Regions from separate parts of the Homo sapiens genome. Here region 1 is linked to region 2. Evidence: chromatin loops called from intact Hi-C (ENCODE). Cell type or tissue: HepG2. All regions are shown on one strand. Links, peaks and the distances in the headings refer to the core of each region. The heading gives the core; the rest is flanking DNA. Region 1 overlaps SUPT3H (SPT3 homolog, SAGA and STAGA complex component). Region 2 overlaps SUPT3H (SPT3 homolog, SAGA and STAGA complex component).

Region 1 (5,389 bases), core at 110-5,109, 90 kb before region 2:
CTGGCTTACCATATGCAGAAGATTGAACCTGGACCCCTTCCTTTCACCACATACAAAAATCAACTCAAGATGGATTAAAGACTTAGATGTAAGACCTAAAACTACAAAAACTCTAGAAGAAAACCTAGCGTACCTATCTGGACATCAACCTTAGCACAGTTTATGGCCAAGTCCCCTAAAGCAATTGCAACAGAAACAAAAATTGACAAGTGGAATCTAATTAAACTTCTGCACAGCAGAAGAAATTATCTGTAGAGCAAACAATGTCTCCTACAAAATGGGAGAAAATATTGGCAAACTATGCATCCGACAAAGGTCTAATATACAGAATCTAGGAGGAACTTAATATGTGAAATACAACCCCATTAAAAAGTGGGCAAAAGACATGAACAGGAGCTTCTTAAAAGACAACATACAAACAGCCAACAAATATATGAGAAAATGCTCAACATCACTAATTATTAGATAAATGTAAATCAAAACCACAATAAGATACCATCTCACAACAGTCAGAATCGTTGTTATTAAAAAGTCAAAAAATAATAGATGTAGGTGAGGTTGCAGAAAAAAAGAAAGCTTACACACTGCTGGTGGGAATGTAAGTTCAGCCACTGTGGAAAGCAGTTTGGAGATTTCTCGAAGAAGTTAAAACAGAACCACCATTTGACCCAGCAATCCCACTACTGGATATATACCCAAGGGAAAATAAATCATTCCACCAGATAGACACTGGCACACATATGTTCAGCACAGCAGGGTTCATAACTGCAAAGACATGGAATCAACCTAGATGCCCATCAAGAGTGGCCTGGATAAAGAAAATGTGGTACATACACACCATGGAATACCACACAGCAATAAAAAGAACGAATTATGTCCTTTGCAGAAATACGGATGCAGCTGAAGGCCATTGTTCTAAGCAAATTAACAAAGGAACAGTGAACCAAATACCATATGTTCTCATCTAAAAGTGGGAGCTAAACATTAGGCAGACATGGATATAAAGATGGCAACAACAGAAGGTGGAAACTTCTAGAGGGTGGGTGAGGGAGTTGGGTATGGGTTGAAAAACTACATATTGAGTACTACGTTTACTACCTGGGTGATGAGATAATTCGTACACCAAACCTCAGTAACATGCAATTTACCCACGTAACAAACCTGAACATGCACCCCTGAATCTAAAATAAAATTGGAGGAAAAAGGCTATCATTTGAAAAGCTACAGAAATGAACAAATGTAAAAAACGGACTTGCTGCATGATGATAAAGGGAATGCCATTCTTGTATCCCTACAGTCTCAAATCCAACAAAAGAAACAAACATAGTCCCTTCTCACCCCCCAAAAATGTGCTTTTTCTTGCCATAAAATCGTAACCATCACACAAAGGCACCTTGGTGATTTCATAACATTGTATATTATAGTCCATTTTCTATTAAAAATACCACTAAAGTAAATTTTTAGGAAAATTATGTTACCTGATCAGTAACTTGTACTTAAACATCGATTATGTACATCATTTGAATACCTTCCAGAGGATCGATTCTCCAACATAAAATTGAAAGAAAACCAGATCCAATTAAATAAGCAAATTCAATTTACAGAAAAAAATTACTTGTTTCATTAAGTCAAACATTGTGGTGGTACACCAGAGAAGTAGAAATCTATTAGCTATGAATTAATTAATGAAAAAGAAATGAAAACACTTATTTTTTAAAAAATTTACATAAGCATTATAAAACAGAAATGACAAAGTGCATTTAAAAAACTGATTGGATCTTGAAATCTGTATTTTTTAGAAACACCCAGAATAAGATTTCAGAAGAAGTATTTTTATATACATTTTTAATTGTTGTGGTGTAAAAATTGTTGTGGGTAAAAGTTCACCAGCCAGTCATTTTTCTTTCATTTTCTAACTTCCTCAAGAAAACTGGCTGGGCACGGTGGCTCACGCCTGTAATCCTAGCACTTTGAGAGGCTGAGGCAGGTGGATCACTTGAGATCAGGAGTTCAAGACCAGCCTGGCCAACATGGTGAAACAATGTCTCTACTTAGAGTACAAAAATTAGCCAGGCATGGTGGTGCACACCTGTAGTCATTAAGATTTAATGAACATTGGTTATAAGGTTCCTGTTGTTTAACTTAATAAACAAAGCACAACAGTTCATCAGCTATACCAACCCTAAACTGTCTAGCCCTGCACTTCTTGTGAGGCAGGATAAAATAAATAAAACATCACTTACTTAAGTCACTATTTGTTATGTTTTCATTACAACAAGTCTAATATGAGCCTAACTCTTATAATATTTGCTACCAAGAAAGGAAGGGAGGGAAAGAAAGAGAAAAGAAAGAAGGGAGGAAGGAAGGAGAGGAAAGAGACAAATGAAGACAAGTAGGGAGACGAGCAAAATTTAGAAAACATGAGAACTAGTTTAAAGAAAAGAGAAACTATTTTTAAGTGAGAGAAGGCAAAACATATCCGAACAAATGTAAAAAGGATAAACATCTATTAAAGGAAAAAAATCACTTTAATGAGATTAATTTGAACTGAAATTTCCCCTATGAAGTATTGGAGTGAGAAGACAACAGCTCTAGTTACAATGAATTTTCCTTGATATACACACAATTATTTCAAATCCAGTGCATTTCCTCAAGAAAATCTTAATTATTCAGATTAAAGCAATATTTTTGGAAATGAATGAAATACATACAATAGAAAAGACCTCTCAATAGGACACCTAATATTATCAGTGTATTTTAAATGATCCTCAATTTTAATAAAACCGTACTAAACATAATTGAAAATTTTTCTTAGGTAAGACCTTATGTCCTTTCCACATACTTTCAATTCTACTTTGTTATATCACAAAAGAAACCTTGTATATTTCATTCTTAGTTTTTCTAAGTTGTTGACAGATGGAGAATGTTTAACTGAACTTTGTCCTGTCAAACAGAATCAACTACTAATTGTTTTGGCTAATGATATTTAGCATGAGTCTAGTCCGGCTAGGTCTTAAATAACTTTCAAAAGTTTTTTAACCTTCGTCACTTCCTGGGATATACATCTTAGCAATCACAACCTTGAGCTAAGCCAAGAAAAGACTGCACATTGAGCAACACTGGTGATATATTTAAATACATTAAGGTTAAAATCTAGTACTTTTGAAAAATCCTTAAATATATAAGGCACACCAAAGTAGGGTTTTTACTTTTACCTTTAGAAATAAATCTGCAGAAAAAGTACTAACAGTATTACATGGCCAAGAAAAAATATCACGTAAAATTAGTGTGTTCCCTGCAGCATTCCAACAAAAATTATGCCATTTGGATAGAGGTACTGAATATATTATGCAAGCAAGAATGTTATGTTTGACCAATTAATCTCCTTAAAGTAGTTAAAAAGATCACACTATAACAATAAAATAGATGTTTGAGAAGATAAAATATATCAAAATGTATCTACCAAAAAGTGATCAAAAAGAAACTCATTCATATCTTTTGCCCAAATATAAGTCACCTTTCACAGAATTAATGTTCAGAAACAGTTGCCTCACATTAGAATCCTAACAAAGATTCTCATATTACACAGTACCACCACGATTTTTTATTTTTAATCAAAAAGTAACATTTGAGAAAAATACACTAGCCTGAATTGACCTCAATCAGTTGGAAGCTTATAGAGTTATAGCTTGAAAACTTATAAACGTAACCTGACAATTTTTTTTTTAAGAAAGAGAAAAGCCACAAGGAAATTCAAAATGGATTTAGCCGTTATTCCCGGGAGAATTACTTTACAATTCCAAATGCTAGATGTTACTGTAAAAATTTTTTTTAAAAATCTAGAAACTTCAAAAGAAATAAAATACTTACAACATGGACATCATAAATAATGAGTGCTTAGGACTTGGTAAAAATTTCTAATGATTTCGTCAAAGTGATACTTAACCTCAAACAACCAAGAAGAAATAAAAATCATATACCATGGAAAACTCAGTTGATATCTTAAAAAATATTTCTAGGATTGATGAATACACTTAAGTCAAATGCATGTAACAATATGAAAAGACTCAAGAAATTTAAATAGAAAAATAGTATATTTAAATTAACATTTATATGATTTGAATGTATATTAAATTATTAAATATTATGAATAGACATTTGATGACATCTATATCCCTAATAATTTTCACATTCAACTAAGTAAACAACTTTTTAAAATCTTCTCATCTGATAAACAGAAATCTGCCTTATATTCAGAGACACTATATTCAGTCATATATAAAAACTCTGAGGCATAAAATGAAAAATATTTTTTCACATATTTACAGAGGTAGCCATTAAGGAACATCTTCTTTACAAATTATGTTGGCATATTCAATAAATGAGTACAGCTTAAGCATTCCTAACCTGAACATCCAGAATGCTCCAAAATCCAAAAGTTTTTGAGCACCAGCATGGTATCTACAAGGGGAAAATTCCACAACTGACCTCATGTGACAGGTTACAGTTTACATAGTCAAAACTGTTCAGCAAACAAAATTATTAAAATTATGGTATAAATTTACCTTCAGCCTATAAGTATAAGGTATATACGAAACATAAATGAATTTCATGTTTAGACTTGGGTCCCATCCTCAAGGTATCTCATTATATATACACAAGTATTCCAAAATATGAAAAACAAACTCAAAATCCAAAATACTTCTGGTCCCAAGTATTTTGGATATGAGATACTCAACCTGTATTATTGAAAAGGCTGACCATGCCACACATATCTCCGATTTTAATTTATATAACGGATTTAGAGAATACGCATTTTAAGACCTAAAATTCATGCCCTAATTAAGGAGTTAACAAGGACATCTAAAATCCCTTACTTCTTCAATCTATTCCTTTTATAGAGTAAAAAGGAAAATATTTAATTCTCTCTCCCATATTCATACATAAAAATATGCACACATTTCTGCACATGCATACAAGTGCAATGTTTTTATTGCAAGCCTTAAAATGATCCCAATGTTGTCTGCCAGGGCAGTAAACTGAAAGTTATTGAATTAAAAAATATATTTGAAAATAGTTGAGATATTAAGAAATTATTTTAAAAACTTGGCTAATATTCAATTTCTTAGTGTTATTCTTCAGTGCCTAATACCTATCTCCTTTGAACTCTCACACTACGATAGATTACAATATACACCATCTACATCCAATATATTGCACTTAGCAGAGTTACTTCTCTGCCTCTTGACTTTAAATTGGCCAATGATAAATAGGCAGTAGTGACAAAATGTGCCAGTTAAGAGCCTAGGCCTTACAAGGACTTAAGAGGCCCTCTGGAGACACCACCATCACCAAAAGAAAAAGAAAAAAAGCATGACCTAGGTTGCCC
Region 2 (5,389 bases), core at 260-5,259:
TATCCTAGGAACAAAGTACATTTTATGCTTCTATGATTCACTAGGACATCACTGTATTACAAGTAGAGTACTATGGAGCAACTGTACCTAGTATTCTGTTTATAAGTAGTCATGAATATTCATAATCTACTGTAGAAATAATTTCTTTAAAATAGAACCATTTGATCACTTAGATCATGTATTTACAAAATAAAGAATACATTAAATACCTTTATTCTTTATTACTTATATTGCATAGATATCTACATATATATAATTCTATTAGTCAGAATGCAGTTTTATATATCTATAAAAAAATTAAACTGGTCATTTATTTCCAGCTATGACTACCATTCAAAATTAAGACAATAACTGCATGATTTAAAATTGAGGGAATAGTTTGGCTGATTTTTACATACTGCAGTCACAGCACAATTCTACATTCTAGCAAGAAAAACAAATATTAAAGAAAACTGAGAAGTTCTTCAGAGTCTCTAATAGTACAGTAGTTAACCGGCCCACTCATTAGTCAGTTGTTTTTACTGTTTCTCTCCAGTGTTGTTTCAAATAAACTTTCTAAATGTAAAATGATTTCATTAATCAACTTTAAAAGTAAAATGAATTGCACAGACCAATGTCTGAAATCTGAGTACACAGCAAAAAGCAGAAAAAGAAAAGAAAAATGAAACTACTTAAAATTTGCACTTAGAATTTGTTTTGGAACTTGATAAAATGATTCCTAAAAATTCATCTGGAAAAATAAAAATAGGAAAAGAGTCAAAAATATTTTAAAAAGAAAAGTTATGCGGATGGACTTGAACTATAATACTAACTATTAAAACATATTAAGAAGCTATAATAACTAAAATAATGCAGTACTGGCAAAGGAATAGACTACTCAACGGAACAAAGCAGAAAAGTTTAAAATAATTTATTATCTGATAAAGGTAGTATTTCAATTCTGAGGAGAAATAAAGGCTTATATAATTTGAGATGGTAAGTACACTGGCAAATCAATTTGAAGAAAAATTATTCTAACTTAGAACCCTCCCTGACATCATAAAACAAAACAATGGATTAAATATTAAACCATAGAAACTAAAAATATGAAATGTAAGAAAGTGCATGAAGATATGTATCAAAATCAAGGGTAGGACATTCTGTCAAAGACAGAAGCAATAAGATATATAAGACTGATTCAACTATATGAGCAATGAAAACTCATTTTTTTTTTTAATCACTATATACAAACCTTAAGGCAACCACGAGATTTAGGTGCTGGCGGGGAAAATAGGGAAAATGCCAAATATAATCAACCAAAGGTCAGTGCCTTTAGTATATCAAAGGTCCTTAATAGGAAAAAAAAATACAGTAGAATTATACTAAGAATACAGACAAGCACAAAAGAAGAAATAAAAATGGCCAAAGTATTTTCAAGCTCAGTTGTCAAAGAAAAGCTGAAAACACAATATTTTTACTGTTAAAAATTGTCAGGGAAGATGGAGGGAGGTGCTCTCATAACTTGATAGAAATACATTAGTTCAACTTTCCTGTAGGAAAAATTAGGAAGTTAGTATCAAAAAAGTCTTTAGACTCAAAAATTCCTCTATGACTTTCAAATAGTAGGTTTCAAGATTCCATTATATCATTTTTAATAATAGTGGAAAAACTGGACAAAACCTAATTACTTAACAGCAGGGATTAAAAATAATATGATAGATATACACACAATGAAATAAAAAGATCTGATAACATAGTTGTTCACAATATAGCAGGTGAAAGGAAAAAAGGACAGTTGCCAAAAAAGCACAGTAATGACTAAAAATTACTAAGAACATAAAAATTAAGTCACACACAAATGTACACACCCCAAAGTGTATGCCTCGCTTGGAAAGGAATCATAGATGCTTTTATGATCTTCTTTTTTGCTCATCTGTGTGAGGATCTCATTACTTCTACTGCCGCTGCTAACTCATTCAGGGATTGTCTCAGTTTCCTTGGATAATAAGGGGCTTCACTGCATTTAAGGCTTCCTGATTTATTCAAACAGTAACTACACAAATGCACGCACACATACACACACACACACACACACACAGTCTCCTATATGTTGCTATGCAGAGATCTCTAGACACATTTAAAAAAAGAAAAAAAAAGTTTTAGGCCAGGTGTGGTGGGTCACCCCTGTATTCCCAGTACTTTGGGAGGCTGAGGCAGGAGGATCGCTTGAGGCTAGGGTTTATAGTGCAGCTTATAAAGATAATGCTGTGTATTTATCAACATGGAAAAGTCCTGTGATATATATTAAGTAAAAACCCAAGTTACACAGTAGTAATTATAATATGGGCTTTTGGTATTTTTTAATTTTTTGTATGCATTGGAAAGAAACTGGAAAGATAAATACCAAAGCCTTAATAGCACTTTGAGGTTTTTTTTGGAGACAGGGTCTCACTCTGTCACCCAGGCTAAAGTGCAGTGGTACGATCACAGGTCACTGCAGACTCAACCACTTGGGCTTAAGCAATCCTTCCACCTCAGCCTCCCAAGCATCAGGAGCCACAGGAGCATGCCAAAAGACCTGGCTTTTTTTTTTTTTTTTAGAGATGGGGTACCACAGACTGGTCTTAAACTCCTGGGCTCAAGCAATCCTCCTGCCTCAGCCTCCCAAAGTACTGGGATTACAGGCATGAGCCACCATGCCCAGCTCCAATAAGCACTTTAATTTAATTTAATTTAATAATTAAGGTGTTAATTATGAACTTTCTGTATTTTCTAATTTTTTCCTTTTCAGAAAATAATATAAACTGTCTCTATGAGGAAGTATAAAAAATACTTCATTTATTATAGAATAAAATGTTGATATAACAGTTCCCCTACCCATAAAATTTCCAGGGTTTTTCATTGGGGGTGGGGGTTAATTGTTCCTAAAATATAAAATCCACCAATACAGAAAGAAGTGAACCAAGATCTTGCAGCTCCAAACCTAGTCTTCTCCACTGTATCATGCTACCTTAATCACTCAGATGTAGCATTATTTTTCTTTGTATCAATTTGCCTTTTGAAATATTTATATTTAATTACAAATTCCAGATAAGTGAAGTTTTATTTCTATTAAAAATAAACATTAACTATGTTCACATACTTCTAAAGGATTAGAGATATATAAAAGACATTAATATGCACAAATTCTAAATTGGAAGAGGCAGAATAAAAAATACTATCAGTGCTTGACTTAGAAATGGGTTGTATTCCAAGTCTGAATGTTTGGAAAGTAATTCCAACCAAAAAGAATGTTATTTTTGTTGAATAAATAAATATTAATTGATTGCCAGGCCAACCCCAAAAATTTAATTTCCCCCCCTTTCCCTATTAAACACACATTACTAACCAGTGTAATACAGGAATAGAGAGAAAGCCATGAAAGGCTAATAGAACTCTACTAGCCATGGCAAAAACTGGTTGTAACGTAGTTGTTTTAAGACACAGAAACCTATGAAAGGTAAGAAGAAAGCAGTCAAAGATAATAGATTCTCACTCCTCTTCTCTAGAAAAGTGGTTGTGTACTCTATTCTGTCATAGGAAAAAAATGTTATGCCAATTAGAAAACTTTCTAATGACTACAACAACATTTTTTTCAAAGGCATATGGTATTTCACAGCTAAGGTTTTTTTTAAAATCTACATAGGTGTCCAAAAAAGATATATTTGCAAAAGATGGCATACTCATTTGAATATATATTTTTTATATATTTTAGTATATTAAAAACACACACACATATACACACATATATGTTAATATATGTTAACATCTTAAAACACATTGGAATATATCAATTCTCATTTCTTTTTTTTTCTTTTTTTGAGACAGAGTCTCACTCTGTCACCCAGGCTGGAGTGCAGTGGCGCAATCTCAGCTCACTGCAACCTCCACCCACCAGGATCAAGCAATTCTCCTGCCTCAGCCTCCTGAGTAGCTGGGATTAAAAGCGTGTGCCACCACGCCTGGCTAATGTTTATTTTTTTTTTAGTAGAGACAGGGTTTCACCATGGTGGCCAGGCTGGTCTCGAACTCCTGACTGACCTCAAGTGATCTGCCCACCTCAGCCTCCCAAAGTGCTGGGATTATAGGTGTGAGCCACCTCGCCTGGCCCAATTCTCATTTCTTTGGCTGTAATGTAAAAGTGTCCATCAGTCTCACATCTAGAGATAATCAAAACTGTGCTTTGGCAAACTTAACTATCATGGGACTTCAGAACCAGCAAAAAGTCAAAATCAACAAGATTTATTCCACTATATTAAGAATTTACTACTCTTTTCTAAAATTACACTCACCTTTTTTAATTTACAGAATTTACTGTAACGAGGCAAATCAATATATAATATAGGCATCAAATATTAATTTCCTATCTAAAACTACTAACCACTCTCTGATATATTTTTAGTAATGAAGAATCCATTTTTTTCTTTTCTGAGACGGAGTCTCACTCTGTCGCCCAGGCTGGAGTGCAGTGGCACGATCTCGGCTCACTGCAAGCTCCGCCTCCTGGGTTCACGCCATTCTCCAGTCTCAGCCTCCAGAGTAGCTGGGACTACAGGCACCCGCCACCAAGCCTGGCTAATTTTTTTGTATTTTTAGTAGAGACGGGGTTTCACCATGTTAGCCAGGATGGTCTCAATCTCCTGACCTTCTGACCCGCCCACCTCGGCCTCCCAAAGTGCTGGGATTATAGGCGTGAGCCACTGTGCCCGGTCAAGAATCCATTTTTATCTAGTACCTTTTTTATTTTTTATTTTTTGAGACAGTCTCACTCTGTTACCCAGGCTGGAGAACAGTGGCAGGATCATGGTTCACTGCAGCCGTAACCTCCTAGGTGCAAGTGATCCTCCTGCCTCAGCCTCCCAAGTAGCTGGGACTACAGGGCCCAGATAATTGCTTTTAATTTTATTTTCTGTAGAGACAGCGTCTCAAGTATGTTGCCCGGGCTAGTCTCAAAACTCCTGGCCTCAAGAGCTCCCCTGACGTCAGCCCCTCAAAAGTGCTGGGATTACAGACATGAGCTACCACACCTGGTCCCCCTTTTCTAAAGATTAATTTTGAAGCTGGTACATTTAAACTAACAAGTTTTCAAAATCTCACCATAATAAAAATAATGAATTGACAGAATACTACATAACATTGCTAATTTTACAGCTACCAGAAATTTTGTAAATCTAGCTACATAAAAATGAGAACCTAAAACTCACAATGACATTACATATTCAATTACACATGCTGACATAATAATGAAGTGTAATACATTCAGAGCTACAGTCATAGGATTTTTCAGAAAGACTAAGAGTATATATATATATAAATACATTCACAAAAGAACATTTTTAAGAAACTGAACACATTTCTTTATTATTCATAC

The links. Hi-C counts contacts between places; a loop is a spot of excess contacts. Peaks named below come from ENCODE experiments on the same cell type or tissue, not always from the same donor. Only the 100,000 strongest peaks of a DNase experiment are listed, where the experiment ranks them.
Region 1: it touches region 2 in a loop (2.0-fold over the local background); 1 of 110 quality-filtered maps calls a loop at or near these places.

The regions. Positions count from the first base shown.
Region 1 is chr6:45,262,446-45,267,834 of GRCh38, forward strand. The region is part of intron 2 of SUPT3H (SPT3 homolog, SAGA and STAGA complex component); the gene reads right to left. Among named protein-coding and RNA genes, the nearest start is that of RUNX2, 63 kb to the right of the region's middle. In HepG2, for the core only: no CTCF peak of the experiment used is centred there; a DNase peak (open chromatin) is centred at 2,956.
Region 2 is chr6:45,352,577-45,357,965 of GRCh38, forward strand. All of the region lies in intron 2 of SUPT3H (SPT3 homolog, SAGA and STAGA complex component), which reads right to left. The region is part of intron 2 of RUNX2 (RUNX family transcription factor 2); the gene reads left to right. Among named protein-coding and RNA genes, the nearest start is that of SUPT3H, 23 kb to the right of the region's middle. In HepG2, for the core only: no CTCF peak of the experiment used is centred there; no DNase peak of the experiment used is centred there.